Regions from separate parts of the Homo sapiens genome. Here region 2 is linked to region 1. A link is a loop called in an ENCODE intact Hi-C map of the cell type or tissue named here. Cell type or tissue: OCI-LY7. All regions are shown on one strand. Each heading gives the region's core, and the rest is flanking DNA. Links, peaks and the distances in the headings are about the cores only.

Region 1 (4,400 bases), core at 230-4,229:
TGTCCTGTAGCCAGGGCCTCACTCTAACTAGGTCTGCCCCACACCTGGGGCTGCTTTTCAAACCGGAGTCATTTTCTGCTGTGGAAAGCAGAGCTTTGCTCTGGAACCCTAAGGCTCTGCATTGCAGTTCTCTTCCTGGCCTTGCCAGAGCATCACACAGCATCTTTGTCTACCATAAATACCCAACCTTGATGTGATATACCAGGTCACATGGCCTGAACAGCAGGGCAGTTTGCACCACAGCCTGGAGGACCTGCTACAGAGACCTCTGTTGCTCTGGGACCTACTCAAAACTATCACAGCAACATTCCCAAATATAGCAGATACTGCCTCCAAAAGATGAAGAGTCCTGCTAGCACTGTGCCTAGAAGATGCAAGGTGCAACACCTGTCCTTTCCTGTAGCGGGGAGATCCCAGAAAGCCTCAGGCCGTTGGATCTATTAAAACTTTTCCAACATGGCAACCTCTGAATTTTTGTGGCATGCGTTTGATTTACTGGGATATCCAAAATACTTTCCACTTCCTATTCACCAGGTCTTTTTGGTATAATGTTATTAATACAGTGGGCCTGTATGATGTTCTGTGAAATATCCGGTCCTTGCCGACTTTGTGACAGAAAACAAAGTGAACAGCTTCAGGACGTGAGCAATCACAGGCTGCTGTCCTTCCCACCTAAAAGCAAACTACTTTTGACCCTTCTTACTAATGAGGATTGAAAAGAACACATAGGCCAGATCAGTAACCACAACCATAACCATGTAACAAATGCTAGATGATTTGTTGGTCTGCTCCAGTAGACTCTACATCTTGCACAACAGTTGAGGTTGGAACTACCACTTAAGTTTACAGTGGTCCACTGTCATTTACCACAGTCCACCTCATTATTGTAAGAGGCACTCAGATAAACAGAATGAGGATCTAGTGGAGACTATCACTTGTGCAGTCCGTAACTCTGATGGCTGATCTCTGCATTTTCTCCTGGTGTGCAATACTGCTTCTGACTTACCATCTTGGCCCAGGTGTAAGGGGTGAAATTTCAGGGACTCCCACTTAGCTATTCCCACCATGGTGCTGAGAACATTATGAAAGTTCTGTCAGCTGCTTTTTCAAATCTTTTAAAGCAATTAGCCAAAGCCAGTAAACACTACAATCATTACAATTACCACTGCCCCTCTCTTGTTCATTTGCCACCACTACTATGTAAGGCATTGCCTCACTACTCTGTGTCTCATCCCTATTCATACCTGTAGTCCTTATCACCATTTTACTAGTGAGTGAGTCTGTTTCAGAGTCCCATCCTGTGTTTCTGATCTCTAGGACCAATCTCAGTGTCCATATTTTAGCCTGGGTTCTCCCTCCAGAAATCAGAGCCTAAAACGAGGACTCATTGACAGGTGTCTTTCTTGAGGTATGATCCCAGGGAACAAGCTGGAGAAGTGAAAGAGAGGAGGCCCGTGCAGTGTCTAATTAAGCTGTCACTACTGTGGGCAGTGGGGTAGATCTCTCTGGAACCCTCTGAAGAGCTGTGTAAAACACACCACAGACTTCTCCTCTCAACGGACTGAAGAGGGGAGCTTTTATCCTGCAGCTTCTGTGCTCCGTTAGTCAACAAGTGGCCTTTCGGGTGTCCATCCCACACACCCGTGGCTACACATGTGCATGTGCCACACAGCAGCATCCAAGAAGCCCAGGGTGGAAGGCAAGAGATACACAGTGCAGCTGAGGCAAGGGACTGTGGGGTCACTCCTGTGGGGAGCCAGTTGCTATGGCAATGTCAAATTGGGCTGAGAAAACAGGAGGCTGGGCACAAGACACAATATCCTTTTGTCTTTAGTTTGGGGCCTTAAGCTGAAGTTCAGGGAAAAATGGGAGGAATCCCATTCAACAGCTTGTTACAGAAGACTAAGTGGTCTTACGTTATACTGGAAGTTATTCGTTACCTGAGATAAAAAGTCACCACTAACAGTGCTGATACCCCATTTGATTGGCTATTTGTGTTGTCATCGCACAAAAGAACCATTGTTTTGACAATACCAAACTTATTAGCCTATGAGACTATTTTATTTAAAGTGTGTCTAATAATACTTAATTGGTCTAAACTGATGTTTTTTCCCCAAACCAAATTCTTAGTACTAAACTTGGAGATTCAAATCACATATAACTTCATTACTAATTTCTTTCGTACTTATCCAGTTCAAATGTAACTCTTTTTGTTTTTAAGTTATTACTAGATATTTTGGAACTATGGTTTTTCAAAAGTTCCACTTTTCAATTAATACTTCCTTTTTAGTAAGATTTAAAATTTTATTTTTAACTAACCTATTTTTAGTGAGATACAGAGTATATGCTTGTAATCTTGAATTCTAGAGTTTTAAAATGGAATGTAGTTTTCTTATATTTAGAAAAAGTTCTTAAAATATTTCTTGTGAATTGTGGAATCTTTTTCATATACTTGTATCATTTTAAAATATATGTTTAATTTAGTAATATAAGACATGAAGGCTGTACAAAGACTGAAAATACAGATTTTACTGGTCATATTTTTCCACAAATTAAGAGATTGTTTATGTAGTCATCTATGTAATGTCGTTACAAATATAATTACAAAGTTGAAAAACAGGTTGACAATTGCATTTCACAATATCTCGTGTAGAGGGCAGCAGAGAGCTTAGATTTTGTTTTCTCTTTGCCTGTAGTATGGCTTCCCTAGTCTAATTTCCAATTGCTTGTTATTGTTCCAGGTAAAAGTAGATAATAATGCCTAGACCAAAAAAAGTAATGATTATTCCTAAGCTCTAATTTATTTCTAAATTCCAAGCAGTTTTTCACTTGAAAGGGGAGAACAAGTAACCTAACACTCCTTTTCTATACATAAGAGAAACATCTTTCTCTTTACCTTTACATAACTCAGTTACGTTTATAAATTCTAGATGTTCTATAGAAAGAAAAGACGCTAACCAATCTGTGCCTCAGTTACGCCGTTTGTAGAAAGTTATACAAATAGTTGCTGTTGGCCAGGCAGGGTGGCTCATACCTGTAATTCCAGCACTTTGGGAGGCCAAGGCAGGCAGATCACTTGAGACCAGGAATTCGAGACCAGCCTGGCCAACATGGTAAAACCCCATCTCTACTAACATTACAAAAATTAGCCAGGCGTGATGGCACACTCGGGAGGCTGAGGCATGAGAATCACTTGAATCCAGGAGGCAGAGGTTGCAGTGAGCTGAGATTGTGCCATGGCACTCCAGCCTGGACAACAGAGCAAGACCCTGTCTTTAAAAAAAAAAAAAAAGAAAGAAAGAAAAAAACTCTTCTAAACTTACACAACTGGAACTATTTTATTATCTTTTTACCTACCCCATGTCTTGTTATAAAAAGGCTATAAGGCAGCTAATCTCTCAACCGTTTTTATGGTTTCCTCCTCTATAAAAGTATTGGCAATTTAGTGAATACTGCTAGCCTGGGACTCAGGAGACTTTGGTTTTAAACTTAGGTCTACTGTTAACTTAGGTCACTAACATATACTGAGCACCTAGTGTGTCTCAGAACATGTGCTAAAGGTTTTATATGGGTTATCTTCATCTGGACAGTGTCACAACAGCTGAGCAGAACAGAGTCATCAGGTCTGTTAAGCCACTGATTAACAAGGTACCTTTGGACAAGTTTCTTAAACTTGGTCAGTCCTAGTTTCCTCCTTCTCTAAAATTGAGATAATAAGTACTTCATAGAGTTGATTAAGATAACATGTATAAAGCTCTAGCACAAAGTAATTGAGATAATAAGTACTTCATAGAGTTGATTAAATAACATATAGAACTCTAGCACAAAGTAAGACCTTAAATTTTTCTTCTATTTTTCACCACCACCCATTAAGTTTCCTTATGAGAAAACTGAAGAGGATGGGTGAATGATCTCAGAGGGCCTGTTTAGTCCTCTGGTTTTATGCAGCATTGTGACAAGACTCAAGATTCTTGAGTCCAGTTGAACTTCCGCATGTTCATCATTCCTTTTTTAGATGCTGTCTACATTTAGACCCCAAACCTGCACATTCAAAATGAAACTAAGATTTTAGTGTTGGTGAGCTGGGGCTTTTGTGAACATGGCTGTCATCAGTATACCCTATTTGTTTTCTATTTCTGTATTTACATATAAAGACTTCTACCTTTACCTCTTGGGTCCCCAGCTGAAGGAGAGAATGAAAGATACCCCTTCTCATTATCTTGGCTCATTTCTGTTGGAACTAAGTGGAAAAACAGTTTCAAGAAAGACATCGGGTAAGAATCCCAGGAGAACTCCTAGCTGCTTCTTTCCTAACTCCCACTGCACATAATCCTTTATTCCCTTAGAAACTATGTGGCCGTAAAGTATTGGCCTTACTTACGCCATATTTTAACTGATGA
Region 2 (4,400 bases), core at 335-4,334, 310 kb after region 1:
TGCTGACAATGTGTCAGTATATCCCTCAGTGTCAGAAGAACCAGTAGAAAATAAGGAGAGAAAGGGGGATAATTTACAACCAGTTACTTTAATACTTTCTAAAGAAAATTGCACCCTTGAGATTGCAGAGGAAATTAATGTGACCTCTGATTTTCCCTTTGATTCTGTAATTGAAGAAGTATCACCAGCGTCTAGTCCTGAACCTCCAGTACCAGTTAAAGAGACACGACCATATCAGGCTGTGACTCCATGCATTTTAAAACTTCATGGTACACAGTGTGAGAAGAGCAACCAAATCTCCCAATGTGAGTCAGAAGACTTAGGCATAACAGAAAAAGAAAATGTTTTTGTTGGTCCTACCCATCCAGTGGGGCAAGATAACTTTACCCAGGTACAACAAATGCAGGTCTCTGCCGAAATGCCTCTAATATTAACTGATCATCCAGGAAGAACAGGTAGACCAACCCTTCCTGGTAAAGTAACTGAGGAAATTGTCTCAAGTGAGCATGATGAGGGTTTATCTTTCTCAGGAAAGGTGCAGTGCTATGGTAGGGAGTTAAACCAGCCTGCCTCAGCTGCCAAATGCACAGGTGACTTCAGTCCTTCTCCTGAAAAACTGGTAAAATCAGGAAATCCATTGCAGCCAGTTAGTATAGAGAATAGAAATTTGGACTTAAAACATCTTGTCTTGGAGTCCAGTGAACCTCCATTTGGTCCTAGAAATGTTATTGAAAATAAGTCTTTGTCTGACACATTGGTTTCCACAACTGCACCAAGTGGTATAGTGAATGTGTCAGTAAAACAGCAGACTAGCCCTAAAAGCAGTCAGAACCATCTCTTTCCCGGTGATTTGAAAACAGATGAAGGCATTTATCTGCAGGTGAAGTCCTTGACAGCTGCCTCGGTTGATGGAGCTTATTCTACACAGGGATGCATGTGCTCAGTGGTCCCCACGCTTTGTTCTTCCTCAGACAATGCTACATTAACCCATTATGTAAGACCAATAAATGCAGAGCCAGTGTTTCAAGCACAGGAAATACCAGCAGGCAGAATGGCCAGTTTGCTTAAGAATGGTGAGCCTGAAGCTGAGTTACATAAAGAAACCACAGGTCCAGGCACTGCTGGCCCTCAGTCCAACACCACATCTTCTCTAAAAGGTGAACGCAAAGCCATCCACACGCTGCAAGATGTGTCAACATGTGAAACAAAGGAGCTATTGAATGTCGGGGTTTCCTCCCTTTGTGCTGGTCCCTACCAAAATACAGCAGACACCAAGGAAAACCTCAGTAAAGAGCCTTTGGCCTCCTTTGTTTCAGAATCCTTTGATACTTCTGTTTGTGGAATAGCCACAGAGCACGTAGAAATTGAGAACAGTGGGGAGGGGCTCAGGGCTGAGGCTGGTTCTGAAACCCTAGGCAGAGATGGAGAGGTCGGTGTGAATTCCGACATGCACTATGAACTCTCTGGAGATTCTGATCTAGACCTGCTTGGTGATTGTAGAAATCCCAGACTGGATTTGGAGGATTCTTATACTTTAAGAGGTAGTTACACCAGGAAAAAAGATGTTCCCACAGATGGCTATGAGTCGTCGTTGAACTTCCACAACAACAACCAAGAGGACTGGGGCTGCTCTAGCTGGGTTCCAGGCATGGAGACGAGCCTCCCTCCCGGGCACTGGACTGCTGCGGTAAAGAAAGAAGAGAAGTGTGTGCCGCCTTACGTCCAAATCCGAGATCTCCACGGGATCCTCAGGACTTACGCCAACTTCTCTATAACAAAAGAACTCAAAGATACCATGAGAACTTCACACGGCCTGAGGAGGCACCCGAGTTTCAGTGCAAACTGTGGCCTGCCCAGCTCCTGGACAAGCACTTGGCAGGTGGCAGACGACCTCACCCAGAACACTTTAGACCTGGAGTATCTGCGTTTTGCACATAAACTAAAACAGACCATAAAGAATGGGGATTCTCAGCATTCTGCCTCCTCTGCCAATGTCTTTCCAAAGGAGTCACCAACCCAGATCTCCATTGGTGCTTTCCCTTCGACAAAAATCTCTGAGGCCCCATTTCTGCATCCTGCACCTAGGAGCAGAAGCCCCCTTCTGGTAACAGTTGTGGAGTCAGATCCCAGACCACAGGGGCAGCCCAGGAGAGGCTACACAGCCAGCAGTCTGGACAGCTCTTCCTCTTGGAGAGAGAGATGTAGTCATAATAGAGATCTTAGAAATTCTCAAAGAAATCACACTGTTTCATTCCACCTCAACAAACTGAAATACAACAGTACTGTGAAGGAATCTCGGAATGATATTTCACTTATTCTCAATGAGTATGCTGAATTCAACAAGGTGATGAAGAATAGCAACCAATTCATTTTCCAAGACAAAGAGCTAAATGATGTTTCTGGAGAAGCCACTGCTCAAGAGATGTATCTGCCTTTCCCAGGACGGTCAGCCTCCTATGAAGACATAATCATAGACGTGTGCACCAATTTGCACGTCAAACTAAGAAGTGTTGTGAAAGAGGCTTGTAAAAGTACCTTCCTGTTCTACCTTGTCGAAACAGAAGACAAATCATTCTTTGTAAGAACAAAGGTAAAGTGCCAGCCACGTCTTACGTATTATTTTAATTGCTGATTTTAGTTTTAGAAATAATAAATTTAGCATATTAGCCATCAAAAAGAAATCATGGTATGACATAGTATTTAAATTTCACAGCTTAGTCTTTATCTGCATACTAAATGTTTTCCTGCAGGATCTGCCATTTGTACTATATTTGAAAATTAGTATTATGTTCCAGAATTAGGGCAATGACTAATTTTTTTTCACAAAAAGTTACCAGTGTAGACATGCCCATACTTCAAGTGTAAATACAAACACATTCCGATGTTAAAATACAGATTTTTTGAAAAGTGGTTGTAGATTGTCCGTTAGTGTGGGTGGTCAAGTAGGACCTCTTTTGGTTTTGGATATATTTTTAATTTGAATTTGAATGTTAGGATAACTGATGTTACGGTGAGTACATGGAGTACATAGTCCTTAAATTTAAGTAATGGAACCATGGTGAAATTCTGGCATGGGCGGAGCCTGTCTTGATTGAACCTGTCTTGATTCACCATTAACTTCATTGTTTTATCCTCCCAGAATTTATTTCTCTTCTATTTCGGGCATAGACAGTATTTTTAAAAATTTAATTGTTTTTAATTTCAAATTTACATAAAGGTTGCAGAAATAGTACCCTTTACCCAGATACCCCAATATTAACATTTCTGAACCATTTGCAAATGTGTTGCACACACAGTGTCCCATTACCTCTTGATACTTAAATGTGTATTACCTGAGTTCAAGGATCCTCATCTTTTTAACCACAGAACAACCCTGTGCATCAGGAAGTTCATATAATATTAATTAAAGTGACCATCTCCATTAACCTCATCTAGGTCTAGGATCATAGGTGTCTAGAATTGTCATGTCTTCAGTCTGCAATAGTTCCTCTGTTATTCCTTGTCTTTTATGACCTTAACAGTTTTGAAGACTGTAGGCCAGTTATTTGGTGGAATTTCCTTCCGTTTGTGTTCATGTGTTGTTTCTCCATGACTTAGGCATTTTAGATGAGAATACTCAGATATCATGTAGTGCTCTTGTCAGTGCATTCATTGTATCAGGAGGCACCCGATGTTGATTTATCCCCTTACTGGTATATTAACCTTTTCACTTGGTTAAGATGATTTCTGCCAGGTTTCTCCAGTGTAAAGTTATGTTGAACTTAGTAATAAGTTGGGAGCTAACTTGAGACTGTGTAAAATCCTATTCCTTATCAGACTTTTATCCACTAGATTTAACATCGACTGGTGATTCTTATCTGAATCAGTTATTACTATGATGATTGCCAAATAGTGATACTGAAATTCCACCAGATTCCTTCTGCATTTATTAGTTGGTATTCGGCTGTAGAATAGAGCTTTCCCTTATTTTCCATTCATCTATTCATTTGCTTATCTGTATCACTATGGACCATGGCACATTTTGTTTTACTTAAAGGGTTATCATCTGTTTCTTCATTATTTTAATACTTAGATTGTCCCAGACCCAGCCAGTGGGAGTCCCTTTAAGTTGGCTTCTGTGTCCTTTTGACAATTCGCCATAATTCTTCGGGCACTTCTTTACTTTGGGGTGTAACATAATGTTCCAGGCTTATCGTGTATTTTCCTTGCCCTAGTCTTGAAGTCAAGCATTTCTCCAAGGAGCTGTGACTCTTTAGTGAAGAATGGCATTTAGAACCACCATCTAGGCACTGCGTGAATGAACTCAGTGTCACTTGGTGTCTTTGCTTCTAGGTCCTCTCAGCACATAAAGCCAAGAAATATACATATGTACATACGTATATCTACATCTCTATTTATGT

What was found. Hi-C counts contacts between places; a loop is a spot of excess contacts. Peaks named below come from ENCODE experiments on the same cell type or tissue, not always from the same donor. Only the 100,000 strongest peaks of a DNase experiment are listed, where the experiment ranks them.
Region 2: it touches region 1 in a loop (2.9-fold over the local background); 2 of 110 quality-filtered maps call a loop at or near these places.

Annotation. Positions count from the first base shown.
Region 1 is chr10:5,439,601-5,444,000 of GRCh38, forward strand. All of the region lies in intron 3 of NET1 (neuroepithelial cell transforming 1), which reads left to right. Among named protein-coding and RNA genes, the nearest start is that of NET1, 29 kb to the left of the region's middle. RefSeq lists an enhancer at 2,654-2,823. In OCI-LY7, for the core only: CTCF peaks have their summits at 2,657 and 2,864; a DNase peak (open chromatin) is centred at 2,671.
Region 2 is chr10:5,747,438-5,751,837 of GRCh38, forward strand. TASOR2 (transcription activation suppressor family member 2) reads left to right here. Exons shown (of 22, transcript NM_001321783.2): 16 at 1-2,590. Among named protein-coding and RNA genes, the nearest start is that of GDI2, 64 kb to the right of the region's middle. RefSeq lists a silencer at 1,079-1,373. In OCI-LY7, for the core only: a CTCF peak has its summit at 2,216; no DNase peak of the experiment used is centred there.